Linked DNA regions of Homo sapiens: region 2 is linked to region 1. A link is a contact called in ENCODE Hi-C data. All regions are on one chromosome and are shown on one strand. The core of a region is the stretch at or near the end of the contact, and the rest is flanking DNA. Distances in the headings are between cores, read along the strand shown. Region 1 holds the start of MAP1S (microtubule associated protein 1S). Region 2 holds the start of GDF15 (growth differentiation factor 15).

Region 1 (2,700 bases), core at 160-2,659:
TGAAAATACAAAAAATTAGCTGGGCACAGTGGCGGGCGCCTGTAGTCCCAGCTACTCGGGAGGCTGAGGCAGGAGAATGGCATGAACCTGGGAGGTGGAGCTTGCAGTGAGCCGAGATCGCGCCACTACCCTTCAGCCTGGGCGACAGAGCGAGACTCTGTCTCTAAAAGAAAAGAAAAGAAAAGAAAAGAAAAGAAAAGAAAAGAAAAGAAAAGAAAAGAAACCTCATCTCTACTAAAATACAAAAATTAGCAGGGCATGGTGGCGGACACCTATAATCCCGCTACTTGGGAGGCTGAGGCAAGGGAATCGCTTGAACCCGGGAGGCAGAGGTTGCAGTGAGCTGAGATTGTGCCATTGCACTCCAGCCTGGGCGGCAGAATGAGACTCCATCTCAAGAAAAGGAAAGGAGAGGAGAGGAGAGGGGAGAGGAGGGGAGGGGAGGGGAGGGAGAGGAAGGGAGGGGAGGGGAGGAGAGGAGAGGAGAGGGGAGAGAAGGGGAGGGGAGGGGAGAAGAGGAGAGGAGGGGAGGGGAGGAGAGGAGAAGAGAGGGGAGGAAAGGAAAGAAAAGCCTAAAGAGGATTATCTGGGGAGAGAGAGGTACCCATGTGCGCAACGCAGGCAGTCCCTTGCACAGGCTGGATCTAGAGTAAGACCCACTTGGGTTCAAACCTGCTCTACCACTTACAGGCCTGGTGACTTCATCCCTCCAAATCTCAGTTTCCTCTTCTTTCCTCTGAAAGTGACCACAGTAACTGTGCCTACTCATCTGTGCCTACATACAAGCACAAAACTCATCGCTTTGTGCTTGTATGTAATGAGCTAATGCAATAAAATACCTGGCGCACAGGAGGTGCAGAATAAGTGTTGCCCTGTTCCAGGCAGGCCCAGAGTGCTCCGGTTGTGTCCCAAACACACATGTACTTTCTTACCTCTAAAACTTTGCACCTGCTGTAAACTTCTGCCTCACCAGCTCTTGCCCCACCACCCACAAGGCAAACTCCTACACATCCCTTAAAGCCCTACCTACAAGATAGATTTCTTTTCTCTGTTCAAGCCCTGACCTAGAGAGCTGGGAGCATCCATAGGCACCGGGTTCTGATGCGGCCTACTGTCATGTGATGTGAGTTCCTGGAGGGCAGGAGTTCTGACCTACATGCAGCAGGCACGCAATCAAAGCTTGTTCAATGAAAAAAAAAATGAATGAATGGTCACTTGGGAGAGGCGGCTCCCAAGCGGACACCCAGGAGTCGGCCAACCCCTTTAACGCCCGCATCCCCTGCTCTCCACGACCTCAAAGGGCCTGTAAGTGGTCGACAAAAAGGGGCGGGGATGCGGTGGTTCCGGGCGGGGTCTTCAGCCCTTCCGGTGCGGCCCCTTTAAGAGGCGGGGCCTGCGGGGCGGGCGCCGAGAACGCCGGGGCGGCCCGAAGATGGCGGCGGTGGCTGGATCTGGGGCTGCCGCGGCTCCGAGCTCACTGCTCCTCGTGGTGGGCAGCGAGTTCGGGAGCCCGGGGCTCCTCACCTACGTCCTGGAGGAGCTCGAAAGAGGTCGGGCTGGCCTGGGGGCCCGCGGGAGCCCGGGAGGCGGGCCCGTTCGCGCGTCTGGGCCCGGGGCCGGCGGGGTGGGGCGGCGGCGGCGGCGGCGGCGGGACCCGGGCTCCGGGGCGGGGGTCGCGGGCCTGGGGCTGGGTCCCCTTCACCGTTAGGCGCACGACGCGGGCAAAGGCGGGGTGCCCGTGGGTGCCCGCGGAGAAAGTGGCATCCGGGCCTGGGCTGGGCAGGGCTGCCCCGCCCCAACTCCGGGTGAAGATAGGGGAGGGGACACGGGCCTGGGCTTGGGGACCCTTGCAGTTGGACCACGGCTCCGCTTCCCGCCTGACTGGCCTGCCCGGGGGTAGGGCCTGGGGTCGCTTTGGATCTCCAGGTCTTAGCAGCTTAGATAGAGATCTCCCGGAGGGAGAAGCAGATATGGGGGAGGCTGGGCCTGGAGCCCCGGGGCCCGCTTTCTGTTGCCTCACAAGGAGCTGCTAATTGGGGTGTGGGCGGGTGCGGCCTGCCCTGGGGATTTGGCACCTAGGGAGGTGAGTCATAGGCGCACCTGCCAGGTTCACCTGCAGCCACTTGGCTCAGTGGGACTGGCGGGCGTGATGCGCCCGTGGGTGGAGATGGGTGTTCATCCCCCATCCCTCGGAGCATCTGGACCTGGCGTTTCATTGCATGTAAAATGGGACAGGAACACGCACCTCGGTTCATGTGCTTGAGGAGTGTTTAGTGAGCACCTGCTATGCGCCAGGCCTTTGGGCAGTGGACACAGGGATATGGCCGGGATGATAGACAGGTTCAGCCCTGCCAACACAGGTCTGGTTTGGGGATGGACCCAAAGCGAGTGAGGAGATGGAACAAGCTTCCAGCTCACATGGTGTCAGGAAGGATGAGAAGGCTGCAAGGGACTGAGAGGACAGTCAGTCTTAGCACCCGAAGGTGCTGAGGGGGAAGGGCCCCCTGGCCAGTAGGAACAGGTGGGGGCGGCAGGGGGATGGACTTCCAGGCAGGGGAAACAGCTGTTGCAAGGGCGGTGAGTGGAAACGGGTCTGGCAGGGCATAGGAGCAGCGAGGAGGTGGAGATGGAGGAGGTGGAGGCTTTGTTGCTGATGAATCTTGTGTGTAAAATGATGAGGTGTGCTCTGGGTCCCCTGGC
Region 2 (2,800 bases), core at 99-2,598, 670 kb after region 1:
AAACATCTTAAGAAATTCTTCTAAAAAGTCTTATGATTCTAAGGTCGGAAATCACATCTATAGCAAATGGTCGGTATCAGGTGCTACAAGCAACTTGCGGTCACAAGGAAGTGGGTCAAAGTGCAGCCTGATTAGTGCTTAATTATAACTAAGTTTCTGTCCAGAATTCTTTTTTTTTGAGACAGAGTTTTGCTCTTGTTGATCAGGCGGAAGTGCAATGGTGAAAACTTGGCTCACTGCAACCTCCGCCCTCTGGGTTCAAGCGATTCTCTTGCTTCAGCCTCTCGAGTAGCTGGGATTACAGGCATGTAATCCCACCACCAAGCCCAGCTAATTTTGTATATTTAGTAGAGACAGGGTTTCTCCATGTTGGTCAGGCTAGTCTAGAACTCTTGACGTCAGATGATCCACGTGCCTCGGCCTCCCAAAGTGCTGGGATTACAGGCGAGAGCCACCGTGCCCGGCGCAGAATTCTTTTTTTTAGAGATGAGGTATTGCCATCTTGCCCAGACTTGTCTCGAACTCCTGGGCTCAAACAATCCACCCACCTCGGCCTCCCAAAGTGCTGAGATTACTGACATAAGCCACCATGCCTGGCCCCCAGAATTATGAATCCTGTGAGGATGGCTTCAAGGTGAGCGCTGAGCCAGACAAAAGGATGGGGTTTGGGAGCACCCTGCTTAGACTGGAAAGATAATGTTGGAGAAGACTTCCTGGAAGAGGGGCTTTTTGCGTAGAGTTTTGAAGAATGAGTAGGAGTTCTCCAGAGGAGGATGAGTAACTGCAATAACACCCAGTTTATCAAGTGCCTCCTATGTGTCTGGCCCTGTGCTTTACCCCTCATTTGACCACCTCTCCAGTGAGAGTCTCAGTCCTTTTTTTCCTGGTGAGGAAACAGGCATGGCAGAGAGGCATGACACATCAAGGTTGCCCTTCCTGGCTCCATCTAGCCCGTTCTCCTCTGCTTCCTTTGTTTTTCACCATCTTTAGCCTTTGACCCCAACCAAAAAGAGAAGAGAGGAAATCCCATGGGCATAGACAGCCACCTCTTAAACTCTTGTCTGGAATTTTTCACATAGTAACAATGTCTTTTTTTCCTCCAAAAAGACTCCCAGGCTGGAATGGTGTCCTCATATCGAGGAAGAGGATACTGAGGCCCAGAAATGTGCCCTAGCTTTACTAGGAGCGCCCCCACCTAAAGATCCTCCCCCTAAATACACCCCCAGACCCCGCCCAGCTGTGGTCATTGGAGTGTTTACTCTGCAGGCAGGGGGAGGAGGGCGGGACTGAGCAGGCGGAGACGGACAAAGTCCGGGGACTATAAAGGCCGGTCCGGCAGCATCTGGTCAGTCCCAGCTCAGAGCCGCAACCTGCACAGCCATGCCCGGGCAAGAACTCAGGACGGTGAATGGCTCTCAGATGCTCCTGGTGTTGCTGGTGCTCTCGTGGCTGCCGCATGGGGGCGCCCTGTCTCTGGCCGAGGCGAGCCGCGCAAGTTTCCCGGGACCCTCAGAGTTGCACTCCGAAGACTCCAGATTCCGAGAGTTGCGGAAACGCTACGAGGACCTGCTAACCAGGCTGCGGGCCAACCAGAGCTGGGAAGATTCGAACACCGACCTCGTCCCGGCCCCTGCAGTCCGGATACTCACGCCAGAAGGTAAGTGAAATCTTAGAGATCCCCTCCCACCCCCCAAGCAGCCCCCATATCTAATCAGGGATTCCTCATCTTGAAAAGCCCAGACCTACCTTTGAGCCTCAGTTGCCCCATCTGTGCCCTGGGTAGGAATATCCTGGATCCCCTTGGGTCTGATGGGGTAGCCGATGCCTGATTTGCACCCACAACGTGGGAGGTTATAACCTGTCCCCAAGTTGCAAATGGGGAAACTGAGGTACAGGGATGCCAGGGACCCTCCTGAATGTGCACAGCACCTGGGAAACCCGGGGACGGGGTCGGGCGTGCGGTGTGGGCATGGTCCCTGACCTGGGCTGGGGCCAGGATCCAAGAGAAACAATGGGGGTGTGGTGCATGGATAGAAGTTTGTGATGGGCAGAGCCAGCTGGAGCTGGTTCTGAATCTGATGAAATCGCTTGTCAAGGCACTGCTAAAGTCACATGCAACGAGCGACTTGTTAGGGGAGGAGGAGAGTATTTTCCCCATCTCTGTGCCCTCCATGGAGGCTCCAGGGGTGCAGGGCACTGGATGAGGTCTGGGCTGTGGTGGGACCCAGGAGGGGGCAGGCAGAGGGGCACACTCTTAGCCCGCCCTAAACCCATCTGTGCCGTGTGACTCCGGCAAACCTCTCACCCTTGCTAAGCCTAGCAACTAGGTTAAGGCACCCTCAAACCCCAGTCTCCCCAGTCTCCCTAACACTTGTACCAGCCTGAGGGGCTGTGATTCCTAGAGGCTCAGTAGTCTGGAATGTGATGGGTTTGGCACTCTTCATTTCTCGGGATTACACCTGTAATCCCAGCACTTTAGGAGGCCAAGGTGGGAGCATCGCTTTAGGCCAGAACATTGCAGCCTGGGCAGTATAGCGAGAATCCATCTCTACCAAAAATGTTTAAAAAAAATTAGCCAGACATGATGGTGTGTGCCTGTAGTCTCAGTTATTCAGGAGGCTGAGGCGGGAGGAGCACTTGAATCCAGGAGATTGAGGCTGCACTGAGCCATGAGTGCCCCACTGCACTCCAGCCTGGGTAACAGCAAGACCATAATAAATAAATAAATAAGTGAAGCAAGTAAGTTTTTGACTGCCAGAAGAAAAGCAGAGCCATGGTTGGAATCTCAGGCTGCCTGAAT

What was found. Hi-C counts contacts between places; a loop is a spot of excess contacts on that map.
Region 2: a map of posterior vena cava shows a loop between it and region 1 (5-fold over the local background). The contact joins the promoter of GDF15 here to the promoter of MAP1S in region 1. A Hi-C loop is called at or near these places in 1 of 168 maps with a recorded cell type or tissue (posterior vena cava).

The regions. Positions count from the first base shown.
Region 1 is chr19:17,718,071-17,720,770 of GRCh38, forward strand. It overlaps MAP1S (microtubule associated protein 1S), which reads left to right and starts at 1,410. Exons shown (of 7, transcript NM_018174.6): 1 at 1,410-1,550. The coding sequence starts at 1,433. RefSeq lists a silencer at 1,592-1,641 and enhancers at 1,992-2,061, 2,452-2,601.
Region 2 is chr19:18,384,810-18,387,609 of GRCh38, forward strand. It overlaps GDF15 (growth differentiation factor 15), which reads left to right and starts at 1,349. Exons shown (of 2, transcript NM_004864.4): 1 at 1,349-1,657. The coding sequence starts at 1,381. MIR3189 (microRNA 3189) reads left to right here and starts at 1,753; the gene lies at 1,753-1,825. RefSeq lists enhancers at 893-1,715, 1,304-1,473.